Linked DNA regions of Homo sapiens: region 1 is linked to region 2. Evidence: read pairs that join two places in POLR2A ChIA-PET (ENCODE). Cell type or tissue: Panc1. All regions are shown on one strand. Each heading gives the region's core, and the rest is flanking DNA. Links, peaks and the distances in the headings are about the cores only. Region 1 overlaps PRPSAP2 (phosphoribosyl pyrophosphate synthetase associated protein 2). Region 2 overlaps SLC5A10 (solute carrier family 5 member 10).

Evidence for each region. Peaks named below come from ENCODE experiments on the same cell type or tissue, not always from the same donor. Only the 100,000 strongest peaks of a DNase experiment are listed, where the experiment ranks them.
Region 1: POLR2A ChIA-PET joins it to region 2 with 8 read pairs; 2 of 35 experiments call an interaction of 5 or more read pairs at or near these places.

Annotation. Positions count from the first base shown.
Region 1 is chr17:18,866,620-18,878,683 of GRCh38, forward strand. PRPSAP2 (phosphoribosyl pyrophosphate synthetase associated protein 2) reads left to right here. Exons shown (of 12, transcript NM_002767.4): 4 at 663-715; 5 at 5,964-6,030; 6 at 11,079-11,251. Among named protein-coding and RNA genes, the nearest start is that of PRPSAP2, 15 kb to the left of the region's middle. In Panc1, for the core only: no CTCF peak of the experiment used is centred there; no DNase peak of the experiment used is centred there.
Region 2 is chr17:18,979,917-18,984,916 of GRCh38, forward strand. All of the region lies in intron 9 of SLC5A10 (solute carrier family 5 member 10), which reads left to right. All of the region lies in intron 3 of FAM83G (family with sequence similarity 83 member G), which reads right to left. Among named protein-coding and RNA genes, the nearest start is that of FAM83G, 22 kb to the right of the region's middle. RefSeq lists enhancers at 615-1,570, 1,571-2,525, 2,526-3,480. In Panc1, for the core only: no CTCF peak of the experiment used is centred there; a DNase peak (open chromatin) is centred at 2,213; H3K27ac peaks cover 532 bases.

The DNA.
Region 1 (12,064 bases), core at 176-5,175, 110 kb before region 2:
TTTTAGATATTTATTAAACAAATATTGTACCCCTACTACTGTGTACTAGACCTTGATCTAGATGTTGGGGATTATCAGTGAGTCAAGATCCATCCTTTTTATGAAATTTACATTTTAGTATGGGAGCCAAACAGAAATCAAGTCAACAAAACAAACAAGGTAATTTCAGATGATGTCAATGCTATGAAGAAAACTGTGTGAAAGTAATGATGGGGCAGGTTGTTCTGCTTTAGCATGTGTGCTGAAGTGCTTTTAAACTGAAGGGATGGTGTGTGAGTTGAGAAACCTGAATGAGCCACCAAGTGAAGGTCTGGAGGCAGAACCCCCCCAAGCAGAGGGGACAGCAGATTCCAAGCCTCTGCAGCATGCAGGAGGAGTTCTTGGTGTGTCTCAGGAACGTGGGCTGGAGTACAGAGTGTCCAAGGAAGATGGCTAGTGAGGCAGGCAGAGCGGGACTGCATAGTCCTTCCTGGGGAGACATGGGGTTGGGGTGAGGGGCTAGGTAATGGATTGATGTAACAATTTAATGTTGACTTTAAATTTTATAAGAAGAATAACTTTATTTTATTTTACTCTTATCGATTTACGAGTCTCCTTAAATAGTAAAGATACTGGGTTTCTTCTATTACTTTTTCAGCTTTTTCCCCCTTTCTCTTCTCTAGGCGGCTAGGGGTGGAGATGGGCAAAGTGCAGGTTTACCAGGAACCTAACAGAGGTGAGCTATCTTGGGCATGTGGAACATTGACCTTTTTGTGAAATGTGGCATATTGGCTCCGTCCTTCATCCTTTACTATTGAAACGATTTGATTCAGTTGTACATTTCCATTAGCAAGAAGTCAGGCAGGCAAGGTAGAACAGAGTGGTTTTTTAGCTCTCACTAATACCAGCTAGATATCTAACCCTGGTGCAAGTCATTTCTGGGGCTTGAACTGCAGTTCTGAGACTTCATTCAGTAAAAGCTGCAGACATATTTGAACCAGCTGGTCAACTGAATGAACATGAGCTCAACTGTTGCTTAAATTTATGTCACCTTAGGAAGGATGAGTAAATCCTGTCACCTTAGACAGGATGACTAAATCCTGTGTGACCGCAGTTTTAGTTAGTCTTTATTTGCACCTAAGCTGCCTTGGGTTAGACTTCATAAAATATTGTTAAGAAATACTTTTTGCTAATTGATACATGTCATTACATAATTCTCCCAAGTTGTAAAAAGAAGTGTTATTTAACCTTTGTAGGTCCAGGTGTGCTGGCTCATGCATCTAATGCCAGCACTTTGGGAGGCTGAGGCAGGCAGATTCCTTGAGCTCAGGAGTTGAGACCAGCCTGGGCAACACGGCAAAACCCTGTCTCTACTAAAAATACAAAAATTAGCCAGGAGTGGTGGTTTGCACTTGTAGTCCCAGCTACTAGGGAGGCTGAGGTGGAAGGATCGCTTGAGCCCAGGAGGTGGAGGCTGCAGTGAAGTGTGATCATACCACAGAGTGAGACCCTGTCTCAAAAATAAATAAATAAATAAATAGAAAGTGATCTTTGTAATTTCTTTAGCAATGGTGGATATTTGAAATTATTTTAGGCCAGGCGTGGTGGCTCACGCCTGTAATCCCAGCACTTTGGGAGGCCGAGGTGGGCGGATCACCTGAGGTCAGGAGTTCGTAGACCAGCCTGGCCAACATGATGAAACCCTGTCTCTACTAAAAATACAAAAATTTGCTGGGCTTGGTGGCAGGCGCCTATAATCCCAGCTCCTGGGAAGGCTGAGGCAGGAGAATCGCTTGAACCCGGGCGGTGGAGGTTGCAGTGAGCCAAGATTGTGCCATTGCACTCCAGCCTGGGGGGGAACAAGAGCGAGACTTTGTCTCAGGGGAAAAAAAAAAAAAAAGAAATTATTTTAGCAGGAGCGATGGACAGCTTGCATGGGCTTGAGAGTTACACACCTTATCCTTGACAAGTTATTTAACCTTTCTAAACTATAAATAAACTGTAAATTAGGGCTGTTTTGAGGATTAAGTGGGATAACTTGTGTGCCTACCAGTTTTTGGCACACAGTAGGTGCTCAATATATACTTATTCCTGTTCCTTTTCCACTAGAAGATTTAAAAAAACATTTTTTTTTTTTTTGGTAGAACAAGGGTCTCATTATGTTGCCCAGGCTTATCTCAAACTCTGGGCAAAAGCAGTTCTCCTATTTCAGCCCCCCAAAGTGCTAGGATTACAGGTGTGAGCCACCAGGCCTGGCCCCTCTACAGGATTTTATCAAATATTTACATATTATAAAGCCTACAGGAGGCTTTGATAAAAAGGCACAAGTTTTGCTGTTCCCATGTTTATCTCCGTTCCTGCCTCTTTTCTGTCTCCCAAGATCCCTATGTGGCGTCAGTAGGGAAAAAGTATAATTAAACTCTGCAAGGAGAGTTTGGAGAAGATTCTTCCTCTAGAGGGGATTGAATGATGTTCTTTGTCTGGAGTCTAGGAGGGAAGGTGAAAGGGAGAAGCAGTGGCATAAGACTCCAGGAGACTGGTCCACTCTCCAAGTTTCTGAATAAAGGGAGAGAAAATACTTGGTGTTTATTGGGAAGGAAGGAAGTAATATTTGTGAATTTCTTACTGTTACCAGATACTGAAAAACTGAGTTCAGGAGTTCAGGGATTGATGTTAGGTACGAGGTCCAGTTTGAATCCAGATCTCCCTGACTCTAAAGCTCATTTTCTTTTCTTTTCTTTTCTTTTTTTTTTTTTTGAGACAGGGTCTTTCTGTGTCACTCAGGCTGGGGTGTAGTGGCATGATCAGGGCTCACTGCAGCCTCTGCCTCCTGGGCTCATGTGCTTCTCCCACCTTAGCCTCCCCAGTAGCTGGTACTACAGGTGGGCACCATGCTGCCAGGCTATTTTTTTTTTTTTTTTAAATATGGAGTCTTGCTCTGTCACCCAGGCTGGAGTGCAGTGGGGCAACCTCGGCTCACTGCCACCTCCGCCTCCCAGGTTCGAGTGATTCTCGTGCCTCAGCCTCCCAAAGTGCTGGGATTACAGGTGTGAGCTACACACACACACCCAGCCATAATTTTTTTTTTTTTTTGATACGGGGCTTTGCCATCTTGCTCAGGCTGGTAAAGCTCATTTTCTTAACATCATACCACATTTCTTTTGTAAACTTGTATTCTGTTTTTTCCAACATTTTTTTTTTTCTCTTATCCTCACAATCTGTTCCCATTTTGCTACTTTTTTTTTGTGTGTGTGTGTGTGTGTGTGTGAGACAGAGTCTTGCTCCATTGCCCAGGCTGGAGTACAGTGGCGCAATCTTGGCTCACTGCAACATCCGCCTCTCAGGTTCAAGCGATACTCCTGCCTCAGCCTCCCAAATAGGTGGGCTTACAGGTGTGTGCCAGCACGCCCGGCTAATTTTTTGTGTTGTTGGTGGAGACGGGCTTTCACCATGTTGGCCAGGTTGGTCTCAAACTTCTGACCTCAAATGATCATCCACCTCAGCCTCCCAAACTATTTTCCTACATTTTTAATGAAAATGTTCAAACATATAAAAAAGTTGAAAGAATAGTACAGTGAACTACCGCCTAGCTTGAACAGTTAACATTTTGCCATATGAATATGTATGTGGCGAACCATTTGAAATTAAGTGCAGGCCGGGTGCGGTGGCTCACTCCTGTAATCCCAGCACGTTGGGATGCTGAGCTGGGTGAATCTCTTCAGCCTGGGAGGTCAAGACTGCAGTGAGCCATATTTGCACCACTGTACCACAGCCTAGGCAACAGGGCGAGATGTGTCCCAAAAAAAGAAAAAAAATGTAAGTTGCAGACAGTTAATCCTTGAATACTTGACCATGCATCCTCTAGGAATAATTACTTTCACCTAAATAAATATGATACCATTATCACATTTAAAGAAATTAACTACAGGCAGGGCATGGTGGCTCACACCTGTAATCCCAGCACTTTGTGGGGGTCAAGGTGGGTGGATCACTTGAGACCAGAAGTTTGAGACCAACCTGGGCAACATGGCAAAACCCCATCTTTACCAAAGATAAAGAAATTAGCCAGGGTTGGTGGCACACAGCTGTAATCCTAGCTACTTGGGAGGCTGAGGCAGGAAGATCACTTGAGTCCGGGAGGTGGAGGTTGCAGTGAGCTGGGATCACGCCGCTGCACTCCAGCCCGGGCAACAGAGCAAGACCTTGTCTCAAAAAAAAAAAAAAAAGAAAAGGAAAAGAAAATTAACTTAACAATTAAGGACAATTCTTTTTTTTTCTGTGGCCTCAAGTGATCTGCCCGCCTTGGCCTCCCAAAGTGCTGGGATTACAGGTGTGAGACACCGCACCCAGCCCAACAACAATTCTTTAATCATCTAATATATGGCCTATATTCACATTTCCCTAATTGTCCTAAAGGGTCTTTTATTTTTTATTTTTTTGAGATGGAATCTGGCTTTGTCACCCAGGCTGGAGTGCAGTGGTGCGATCTTGGCTTACTGCAACCTCTGCCTCCCAGGTTCAAGCAGTTCTCCTGCCTCAGCCTCCTGAGTAGCTGGGATTATAGGTGTGTGCCACCAAGCCCAGCTAATGTTTGTATTTTTAGTAGAGACGAGGTTTCACCATGTTGGCCAGGCTAGCCTTAAACACCTAACCTCAGATTATCCGCCTGCCTGGGCCTCCCAAAGTTCTGGTATTACATGTGTGAGCCACCGTGCCCAGCCTAAAGGGTCTTTTATAGTTGTTTTTTCCAACACCTCCACCCCAAACCAGGATTCTTAGTTCAAGGGATTTTTTTTAAAAAATATCTCTTTAGTCTCTTCTATTTTAGAACAATCCCCTCACCTCTTCCGTTTTCTTCCTGTGACAGTGAAGAGGTTGTCTTGTAGAATGTCCCATTATGGATTTGTCTAATTGTTTCTTTATGACTGATCACACATATTTTGAGAGTAGGGATATTAGGTCTTATTTATCTTTGTTTCTCACAACATACAATGTTTTGTACCTAATACATTCTGAATTGATAATTGATGCTGATTGAATGAGTATATAATTTTCTTTTTTTTTTTTTTTTTTTTTTTTGAGACGGAGTTTCGCTCTTGTTGCCCAGGCTGGAGTGCAATGGCACAATCTCGGCTCACCGCAACCTCCGCCTCCTGGGTTCAAGCGATTCTCCTGCCTCAGCCTCCCGAGTAGCTAGGATTATAGGCATGCACCACCACGCCTGGCTAATTTTGTATTTTTAGTAGAGACGGGGTTTCTCTATGTTGGTCAGGCTGGTCTCGAACTCCTAACCTCAGGTGATTTGCCCGCCTTGGCCTCCCAAAGTGCTGGGATTACAGGCATGAGCCACTGTGCCTGGCCTATGATTGTCTATAAAGATACTGTGCTCAGGCTGGGCACGGTAGCTCACACCTGTAATCCCAGTACTTTGGGAGGCTGAGGCAGGCAGATCGCGAGGTCAGGAGATCGAGACCATCCTGGCTAACATGGTGAAACCCTGTCTCTACTAAAAAAATACAAAACAGTTAGCTGGATGTGGTGGCGGGCGCCTGTAGTTCCAGCCACTCGGGAGGCTGAGGCAGGAGAATGGCATGAACCCAGGAGGCAGAGCTTGCAGTGAGCCAAGATCGCACCACTGCATTCCAGCGTGGGCGACAGAGCAAGACTCCGTCTCAAAAAAAAAAAAAAAAAAGTTACCATGCTCGGAGTGGTACAGCACTCAACTGTTTGTATATATAAGGGGTGAGAATTATACATTTACTTATTTCAAGTCAGAAATGTAATTCTCTCTTAAAGCTGTGTTTTAAAAAGTGATTAATGGCAGTATGTGTATTATCCCTTGTAACATCTAAAGCCTACTGAGTCTTATAACAGTTTGAGTTGCCATATTCTATTACATTAGGGAATAATACAGATTTTTTTGTGTATTTTGAAAAATTTGAACTATATGCCTTTCCCTCTCTTCTTTTTCCTTTTCCTGCCAGAAACAAGAGTACAAATTCAAGAGTCTGTGAGGGGAAAAGATGTTTTCATCATCCAAACTGTTTCGAAGTGAGTATCCAGCAAAAGTGTTGCTTTCTGGGTTTCAGTTTAGGCATGAGTGTTTAAAATAATGATAGATGGCTAGCCAGGAAGAGTTATAATAGTCTTAAAATTAGTATATCTTACCAATTTAGAATTTAGAAAACTAAGTTTTCTGACATAACTGCTGACTTTTACATGTTCTTTCAGTGTTTTTCCTTCTTTCTTTCTTTTTTTTTTTGAGACAAAGTCCCACTCCTTCACCCAGGCTGGAGTGCAGTGGTGCAATCTCAGCTCACTGTAACCACCTCCTCCCAGGTTCTAGTGATTCTCTTGCCTCAGCCTCCCGAGTAGCTGGTACTACAGTTGGCGCCACCACGCCTGGCTAATTTTTGTATTTTTAGTAGAGACGGGGTTTCACCATGTTGGCCAGACTGGTCTTGAACTCCTGACCTCACGCAATCTGCCCGCCTCGGCCTACCAAAGTGGTGGGATTACAGGTATGAGCCACCGTGTCCAGCCACTCAGTGTTCTTAACGGGTGGAAATAACCAAGTATTGGAGTAGAGGCTCTTTTTTTTTTTTTTTTTTTGAGACAGAATTTCACTCTTGTTGCCCAGGCTGGAGTGCAATGACGCGATCTCGGCTTACCGCAACCTCAGCTTACCGCAACCTCTGCTTCCCAGGTTCAAGCAATTCTGCCTCAGCCTCCTGAGCAGCTGGGATTATAGGCATGTGTCACCACGCCCGGTTAATTTTGTGTTTCTAGTAGAGACAGGGTTTCTCCATGTTGGTCAGGCTGGTCTTGAACTCCCGACCTCAGGTGATCCACCTGCCTCAGCCTCCCAAAGTGCTGGGATTACAGGCGTGAGCCACTGCGCCCAGCCTGGAGTAGAGGCTGTTAATGATAATAGTATACATTAAGTTTCCTAACAATTAACAGCCAGAATTTTGTAAAACTTGCAAGGAAGCATTTCTAGTTCCCTCCTCTCCCCAAAAGAAACAGAGGCTAGGGGAGGAGACCTTTCTTAGTTGGGGTTCTTTAAGCTTTTATTGCATATAAAAGTGATCATTATTTACTGTTTTATTACATAAATTAGCTGAGAGGATAAAAAACTGTACTGAAGGAATGTGTATTCCTGTCTGGTGTGACCTTTGACACACCTGTGTTCTGGAAATTGTTTGGTCACATATGTTTAAGCTAGGTATAGAAGATTCAATGCAGCAAGGCTGTCTCTGGCACTCTGGAAGGGAGGGTGATCACCTGGAGCCCTACTTTTTTTTTTTCTTTTTCTTTTTTCTAAGAGGTAGAGTCTTGCTCTGTTGTCCAGTCTGGAGTGCAGTGGTGAGATCATAACTCACTACAACTTCAAACTCCTGGGCTCAAACTATCCTCCTCCCTCAGCCTCCCAAGTAGCTGGGACTACAGGCATGCACCAGCATGCTCACCTCGTTTTTTCATTTTTTGTAGAGATGGAGGTCTCACTGTATTGCCCAGCTGGTCTCAAACTTTTGGCCTCAAGTGATCCTCCTGCCTTGACCTCCTATATTGCTGAGATTCCAGCAATATAGAAGGTGAGCCTATCACACCTGGCCTTAAAGCCCCACTTTCCATTGTGTGTTTGTCCACAAATGTCCCTAAATGCTTCTGTGTATGAAGTTCTTCGCTCAGAACAATTTTTAATGTCTAGAAATCAGTTTGTCTAGTGCATTATTTTTTAGCTTAGAGAGTCTGAAAGTTGCTGCATGCTTAATTTGTGTATATACATATATAAAACCAACGAAAGGGAAAAAGAAGGCCATTTCGGGAGACTTTAGTCTTGGAACACACATTTTTTTCACCTAAATTTTGAACATTTTCTCTCCTGGTCTTTGGTTTATTGGGATGAAGTCACAAAACCCCCATCTCTCCTGGGAAGAGGAGTGGCAGGGGAGACCTGTCCTTGCATCCTATAGCCCTGGCAAACGGGTGTGCTCTGAAGGAGGAAGGGTGTGGAGGGCCTTTGCCACGGTGCCCTAGCTTCACCTTCTGCTGTGACACCCAGGATTCTCAGCAGAGCTGGAGGTGGGGGCACGGAGCGCCAACTGCCCCTGCTGCTGCTGTCCTCTTTCCCCTTTCCCACGTCTGCCACCAAACCAGGGTGGAAGTGGAGGACTCACCTGTGCCCACATCTTAACCCTTTACCTCCAGCATCGGGGTAGGGAAGGGGCGGGCACAGAACAACTTAAACGGCTTCTGGCTCCTTGGTTTCTGTGTCTGTGGTACTTTTATGTCCTTACAGACAAGTGTGATTCCATTGGATAAATGCACAGAGGTTGTGTGGATTACCCAAGGGGATGGGTAGGCATTGAGGGCACCCCTGGACTTAGAATTTAGGACTTCAGAAGGGTGACTGCTGATCCTTCTCATTTTCAAGTCCTTCTGGTTGTTTATTTTTGTACATTTCAATACTTATCCTGTGCCCCTGTCTTTTGTCAGTTTCATATTCCTCTAATCAGAATCACTCAGCACCCCTTTCATTTTCTCTCCGTGTCTCATTTTGCATTGTTCCATACCTGACATAAGCTTGTGTTAACTCGGGTTCTCAGTCTTGTCCATGTTGCAGAGTCTGGACGTCATGGTCTTCTTTGTGAAATACCATGAAATAACATTTAGTGTTGAGGGCCAGATGTGGTGGCTCATGCCTGTAATCCTAGCACTTTGGGAGGTCGAGGTGGGCATATCAGTTGAGGCCAGGAGTTTGAGACCAGCCAGGCCAACACGGTGAAACCCTGTCTTTACTAAAAATACAAAAAATTAGCTGGGCATGGTCATGAGCGCCTGTAGTCCCAGCTACTCAGGTGGCTGAGGCACGAGAATTGCTTGAACGCAGGAGGCAGAGGTTGTAGTGAGCTGAGATCACGCCACTGGATTCCAGCCTGGGTAAAAGAACAAGGCTCCATCTCGAAGTAAAAAAAAAAAAGGCTGGGCGAGGTGGCTTACACCTATAATCCCAGAGCTTTGGGAGGCCGAGGCGGGCAGATCAGGAGTTCAAGACCAGCCTGGCCAACATGGTGAAACCCTGTCTCTACTGAAAATACAAAAATTAGCTGGGCGTGGTGATATGCGCTTCTAATTCCAGCTACTTGGGAGGCTGAGGCATGAGAATCGCTTGAACCCAGGAGACAGAGGGTGCAGTGAGCCAAGATGGCGCCACTATACTCCAGGCTGGGTGATAGAGTGAGACTCTGTCTCAAAAAAAAAAAAAAAAAGCCTGTAATCCCACCACTTTGGGAGGCCCCAGGCGTGCAGATCACCTGAGGTCGGGAGTTCAAGACCAGCCTGACCAACATGGAGAAACGCTCTCTCTGCTAAAAATGCAAAATTAGCCGGGCATGGTGGCGCATGCCTGTGATCTCAGCTACTCGGGAGGCTGAGACAGGAGAATTGCTTGATCCTGGGAGGCGGAGGTTGCGGTGAGCCGAGATCATGCCATTGCACTCCAGCCTGGGCAACAAGAGCAGAACTCCGTCTCAAAAACAAACAAACAAAAAAATGATTTAGTGTTGTCAGATACATCTTATACTTCATTTTACTACAGATTAGTGCTAGCACTAAAAATAAAAGAGAAATTTAAAATTAAGAAAATTCCATCCATTAACTGAAGTTTTCCTGTATTTCAAACAAGACTGTCCTTATCTGAGTTCAGTAATGGAAAGCCTTGTTCCTCCACTCTTATCCTTCCCATAGAATACTTTTCTGAAAATCTTTTTTTTTCCTAAGTTAATTAACAGGGTGAAAGTCTCTTTTAACTCATCAGATGTCAGACTTGTTGTATAGTGACAGAGAACCTACTCACCTGAATGTTCTGTGTTTCCATTCACTCCTTCTTTCATTAACAAATACTTATTTTGAATGTCTACAATATGTGAATTACAGTTAGTTACACGTATGCAGGATGCCTCCATGATTAAAACAGAGAAAGTCCTTGTCCTTGTGGAGTTTATATTCCAGTGGAGGAAGACATAAAGTGAGCATAATAAAGACATAGATTATCTAGAAGGTGATGAATGGTTTGGAAAAAAATAAGACAGCATGGTGAGATGATAGTGGTGAGAGGGCAGAGAGAGGCAGACAGGGTAGGCCTCATTGTGGAGGTGACATTTGAACAGAGACTAGAGAAGGTGAGGGAGAGTCAGGTGACTAGGTGGGGAGAAAAGCATTGCAGGCAGTGGGAACGCCTAGAGCAAGCCCCTTAGCGGTGTGAGCTGCTGTGGGAGGACTGAACAGGGTCAGGTGTGGCCAGGCAGGAGGGGAGGGGCAGATCCTCAAGTTTGGACTGGAGTTGTAAATTTGAGAGTTGCCACCATCTATGAAGCTGTGAAATTAGATGAGAAGCCCAAAGGACGAGAGGGAACAGAAAGAGAGGACACATGAGCAAGTCCTGGGACGTGAGGCTGGGGAGAAGAGGAACCAGCAAAAGAAACCAAGGGTGGAAGGAGGACACCAGAGAGGGGCATTCTGGAAGCCAAGTGACCGTGGACATGGCCGCATGGAGGCCACTGATGACCTTTATGAAAACAAAGCTTCACTGGACTATTTGGGAGAGACTGAGAGTAGATAAATTGGAGATAGTGTAAGATGTACAGCAAAGGGGAGCAGAGGGGAGAGTGGTTATGAGTCGTGTTAATGGAAGTAACAGAATGTTTGTGGCCGATGGGTTATCAGTGGTGGAGGCAGGAGAGGAGAGAGAATTCCTTACATAGGTGTGCCATTTGGAGGGATTAATTTTAGGGCCACTGGCATGGAAATTTCCTCTGACTGATGACTGAGGGCAGGCCGACTCCTGGGGCACAGATGCACATAGTGGGAGCTTGTGGACACGCTCCTCTGAGAGTACTTAAGTAGGGTGGTCAGTTGAGAGCAGATGATGGGGGATCTTATGGAGGCCTGAGAAAAGAGGAATTTATTGGTTGGTTTTTTTCTGCCTTGCACCTTAGGTTGTATAAAGGCATGAGTAACACACTGCTGACACTTTTTGGAACAGGGAATACTGTGTTGTAGATCCCTTGATGAGATTTGCTGTGTCTTTGTTACAGGGACGTGAACACCACCATCATGGAGCTCCTGATCATGGTGTATGCATGTAAGACCTCTTGTGCCAAGAGCATCATTGGCGTGATACCCTACTTTCCTTACAGCAAGCAGTGCAAGATGAGAAAAAGAGGCTCCATTGTCTCTAAATTGCTGGCTTCCATGATGTGCAAAGCTGGTAAGAATGGCAGATGTTTCACAATTAATTGGGGGCCTGGGAGTTTTATTTATTTATTCTCTCTTTTTTAAGACAGGGTCTTGCCCTGTCACCTAGGCTGGAGTGTAGTGGCGTGATCATAGCTCACTGCAACTTGAACTCCTACAGTCAAGCAGTCCACCAGAGCCTCCCAAGTAGCTAGGACTATAGGCACATACCACCCTGCCTGCTAATTTTTAAATTTTTTGTAGATACTGGGTCTTACTATGTTGTTCAGGCTGGTTTTGAACTGCTGGCCTCAAGGGATGTTTCTGCTCCAGCCTCCCAGGGTGCTGAGATTATAGTCATGAACCACCATACCCTGCTGGAGTTTTATTTTTACCTTAGAAATATCAAAGTAATGGCTGGGCACAGCAGCTCACGCCTGCAATCCCAATGCTTTGGGAAGCTATGTGGGATGATCTTTGAACTCCTGGGCTCAAGTGATCCCCCTGAGTAGTTGGAACTATGGACATATACCACCGTGCCTGCCTAGATAGGCATATATTGGAAAAGATACATATTATTCTGTGTCAGGCATTTTCAGGTAACAACCTAAGTATTTTTCCTGTGTTTCTAAATAACCTTCATAGTTGTTATTGGGTATTTGTGTCAATATATTTGTGTTTGTGTGTGTGCGCGCTTGTATAAGTGTATATGATTTTATTTATTTATTTATTTATTTTGAGATGGAGTTTCGCTCCTGTTGCCCAGGCTGGAGTGCAATGGCATGATCTTCGCTCACCACAACCTCCACCTCCCCGGTTCAAGCGATTCTCCTGCCTCAGCCTCCCA
Region 2 (5,000 bases), core at 1-5,000:
AGATGGTCTGGGCTTTGGCCCTAAAGGTGTCTGAAGAGCAGCATCAGGCAGGAAAAGGCTTACACAGCCAGCCAGCTTGGGAAATGCTGCCGTGGGTGGTGGATGCTATGGTGGGGTCCTGAGCGGGAGGGTGATGTGCACACGTTTTAGAAGTGTCTCGTGGATGGCTAGGGGGTGATGCAGCCAGAGGAGGGCAGGAAGGGGGCCTGCCCTGCAGAATCTGTGCCTTATACTCCGATAAGTCTGTGGCCCTCCAGGGTGCGTGGCCCTACCCGGCCTCTCCCCTGTGCTTCTCAACACCCCTGTCTCTGCTGGGCTCTGCTCCGAGGACAGGACTCACAGCAAACCTTTCTCCTTCCCCATGGCCAGGACACCACCCAGCACCCAGGCCAGGTCCTGTAAATGGTCAGAGATTCAATTCTGTGCCGGCTTACACTGTTTGGCCCAGGAGCAGGCCAGGAAGGCCCTCAGAGACTGTGGCCAAGGGAGCTGAGACCCAAGGAGAAGAGGGCTCCTTGGGCATGAGGAGCACAGCGGGCCCCTCAACTGCCTCAGCTCCAAGGCCAGGTCGTCACCGGCCTTTTCCTGGACCCTGAACACATAAGGGCCCTCTGTCCCAGTGTGGAGTCTCTGGAGCTGCCAAGGGCCTGTGTGTTATGAGCTCCAGGTGCTGACTTCCCTCCCCCAGGTAGCAGGACCTGCTGTGAGGGAGGAGCAGATGGTAAAGGCTGGTGCTGGGCACGGCAGACCCCAGGAAGGACAGGGCGAGCCTGGCTGGAACCCAAGTGTCGAGGATGGCCAAGGGCATCCCGAAGTAGAATCACAGGTGTAAAGGGGACCTGGGGCTCATCTGGCCCCTGTCTAGGGCAGTGTGTAAGAAATGCTCCTGGGTGCCCTGAGGGTCTGACTCAGGAGGCCTGAGGTCAGGCAGGGAATCTCAGTTTTAACACCCACTCCAGGGATTCCTGACTGGTCTGCCTGCATGCCTCCTGTGATGGGAGTCTCACTCCCTCCCGAGGGGCTCTGTGCCGGCTTCTGGCTCTCGGCTATGACGTGTTCTTAGTCAGGCTGAGCTGTGACGTACTGGTCTGTCCCCTCACCCACTCACTGGCCCCAGCTTATTCACCCCACTCATTCACATAGTCATCAACCCCTGCCGAGGCCTCCAGCTGCAGAGATGCCTGTGATGAGGATCCCACCTGGGAGGTGAAGGGGAGGCTGAGGGGGTAAACGAAAACAAGCTGAATGCCCAGGATCGCAGAGGAGTAGCCTGAAGTGTGAAGGGCTGGCCGGGAGGCTCCCGGGAGAGGATGACATAGGTCACAGGGGGAGGTGGGGAAGCATTCCAGGGAAGGGACTCAAAGACCAGGCATGAGAGGCCTTTGTACAAGAGCACCTCAGGGGAGGAGGGGTGGGTGATGGAGCCTGCAGAGCGAGCAGGGGCGGGCTCCTGGTAAAAGACCCTGCACCGGCTTAAGAGCCTGAGCTTGGCCCTGGGGCCAGTAGGGAGCCATGGGAGGATTTACAGCAAGAGCGATGGGGTTGGGTGTGTATCTCAGGAGCAGTGCTGGCATCAGGCAGTGGGTGTGTGAGGTGAATGCTATGGGAGAGGAGGGGAGCCTGAGAGAGCAGAGCTGCCCGCCATGCCATCCAGCCTCCTGCCCTGCCAGTCCTTTCCGTGTCCCAGACCCCTGTGGCTGGGGTGGCCCCAGGCAAGCAACCACAGAGGCAGGCAGGTGTGGGCCGTGGGTGAGTCCCCATCTGATGCCCACCTGTGGGATAAACCATAGCCTTTTCATAGGGCCCAGTGCAGAAGGCAGATAAGCCTCTGCTCCCAGGGCCGCCCTCGCCGGCCCCCCACCCCGCAGGCTGCAGGTTTGCACACAGCCAGCTCAGCAGGAAGCTGGCCACGGCCCAGGACAATTAGCGCTCGTGACTTTGTACCCAACATGGAGCACGCTCGGGGTTGAGAAGTCGGACAAAGATCCTGGAGGTGGTACGAGGCCTTCCCTGTCACTGAGCCCAACCGAGCCCAGCTCCACCGCCTCCTGCAGGCTCCTGGCCCGGCCACAGACCCCTCCTTAGCCTGGAAAATCGGCCGCCAGCATCAGGACCCTTCTGGACAGTGTCTGTCCCCACCCATCCCAAACCTTGTCCTGATGAGGGCTCGGAAAGTCACCACTTCCATCTCAGAGTGACTCAGCCTCCGTGTGAGCCGCAGGCCTCGGCTGGGCCGCTGACTCGCTGTGACTCGAAGCAAGTCCCGGGCCCTTGCTGGGCCTTAGTCTCCCTTAGCACACAGCAGGGCGGGCCTCCAACTCTTAGGCCTGTTCTACCTGGGGCTCAGCAGCAGGTGGGGGCCTGCAGCAGGGCCCCCCACCTCTTGCCTCATGGCCTGCTCCCCAGCTTGTGCCTGGATGGGCCCCACCCCACGGGGCCTGGCCTGGATGAGGTAACGTCTCAAGACTCTGGGCTCGTGTGCGCAGAGGTGGAGGATCCCACAAAGCTGCATTGTCTCTGAGCTCCTGGGACACCCCCGGCACAGGACAGCAGATGGGTGGAGGGATGCCGGGGCTGGCCCAAGAGGGGTGCCCTGGAAAAGTCTTTGGACCCTCTGGGACCTCAGTTTCCTCATAAGTAAGAGAGGACGTCAAGGGCGAGTCAGGGCAGGGGAGGACGGCCGGGTGGTGCTTCATCTGCTCTCAGCGGGTGGCAAGGCAAGGTGGGGGCTCCAGGGCTGGGGCAAACTACAGCAACCTGCCCCCAATCCCCCCAGGCCTCCAGGCCACATGTGCTTAAAGGACATGTGATCCAACTGTGCCAAGCCCGCTGGTGCGAGGCAGAGGGGGCTGAGCCCAGGAGCCCCTGGAGTGGGTCTAGGGTCTAGGCATTCCTGAGCTCCAGTCAAACAGGCTCCAATCCTAGCACCAAATGGACGCCAACCAAGGCCTTTCTTTCCACGCCTCAGTTTTCTCATCTATGAAAGGGTCTACTCATCCTTGTGCTGCAAGGCTGCTGTGAGGACTGAATAGAGCCACAGTACAGGTGGGGCCCTCCCAGGGAAGGTGTCCAGCTCCCAGTGGGTGCCCCATGAACTGGAAGTGGCGCAGTGGGCTGTGGGGGACCAACACAGAGGACCACAAAACATCCAGGAGGGATGGACTGCCCAGGGAGGCCAGGACTGTCAGCCGTACTGGGTGGGTGGTTGGTGGGCTCAGGTAGGGAAAGTGACCTGCCCACTGTCTCCCAGTAGCCCTGGGCTGGGCCGGGACTGAGGACAGGGCTCTTTCATCACCCACCTCCTCAGGGCCCTGCTGGCCAAACACCGTCTCCTTTAATTTCACCCTCACACAACCCCGTGAGGCATCACTATGGCCATGGGGCGCTCGAGGCCCAGAGAGGTGGAACCACACGCCCAGGTCCCACAGCAGGTCAACAGCCAGTGAGCCATGTAGGCAGCACCAGGACAGCCTGTGCTGGCAGGTTAGCTTTGGTTTTGGTTTTATAATGGAAGCCAGTGATTACTTCCCCTGCCCATAGTGGGATGGCCATTCCTAGGTTTATTGATAGTTGAGTAGTTAGTGTGAATGAGTAGAGGCCCGGTAGAGCAGTGGGGAGGTCCAGAGATGCATCCTTGACCAGGTCTGAGCTGGGAACAGTGAGGCCAGGCCTAGTGTGAGGAATGCAAGGAACAGAGCCCAACATAGCAGCAGGAGCCTGGCTGCCTGAGGTGCAGGCCTCCAGCAGCCTCTACTCTCCTCTACAGGGCCTGTCTCGCTCTCTGTGGAGGGTGGAGAGGGGTGGTCAACACTCACCCTGGACTTCTCCAGGCTGTTGTGAAGTTGGGGTGGTGGGCCCTTTGTGAACCACATTTGGCCCAAAGTATGTGACGGCATGTAGGGGCAGGGCCAGCCTAGCTCCAAGGCCCTGGTCTGAGGGGCTCCTCTCTCCCCTAGGCCAAGGCTGCTCAGCCTCTGCACAACTGATACATGTCCCCTTTTGTGTGGGACCTGTCCCCGGCAGTGTAGGATGTTTAACAACATCCTTGGCCACTCAATGCTGGTAGTACCCCCAAGGTGGACAGTTAACAATGCCAAATGTCCCTCAGCAGAGTGAATCCCCCCCGTTTGAGAACCCCTGCCTTGGCCGGGCGCGGTGGCTCACGCCTGTAATCCCCGCACTTTGGGAGGCCGAGGCGGGCGGATCACGAGGTCAGCAGATCGAGACCATCCTGGCTAACACGGTGAAACCCCATCTCTACTAAAAATACAAAAAATTAGCCGGGCGTGGTGGCGGGCCCCTGTAGTCCCAGCTACTGGGGAGGCTGAAGCAGGATAATGGCACGAACCCGGGAGGCAGAGCTTGCAGTTCACGCCACTGCAGTCCAGCCTGGGCGACAGAGCAAGACTCCCTCTCAAAAAAAAAAAAAAAAAAAAAAGAGAACCCTGCCTTATACCCTGAATCCACCACAGACCCAGGCCCAGGTAGAGACAGCAAGCAACACCCAGGCATCCCCGGGGAACGGGGGAACCTGGGCAGCGGAAGGGCTGGGTCGTGCCTGTCCAGCGTGAGGCCTGAGCGGCAGCGATCCTCACTTCCTCACCGTGTGCCTTCCCATGGCCATCCCAGCTGATGCTTCTTTGTTCATCAGAAACGGGAAACGGGTCTGGCCTTTGCCCAGGGGCTGCTGGTATTTCCAGTTTGGCTGCACGAAGTCAACTGGCTTTTCAGATGGCCCAGGCATCTCATGGCTCTTGTCTGTCCTAAGCTGGAAGCCTCAGGCCCAGCCTGTCTCTGGTTGGCCTGGGAGCATCCCTCCACACCCAGTATCACCCCCAAAAGCAGCCAAGTCATGCGGCCTGGCCCTGTGACCCTAGAGGGTGTCAGTGAAAGTTCTGGCCCTCTTCCCAAGGCCTGCTCCCTATTTGTCATTTGGGGTGGTCATTCCCATACTCCCACATGGAGGGCCACTGGGGCCGGCCAGGGCAACCGGCTGAGGT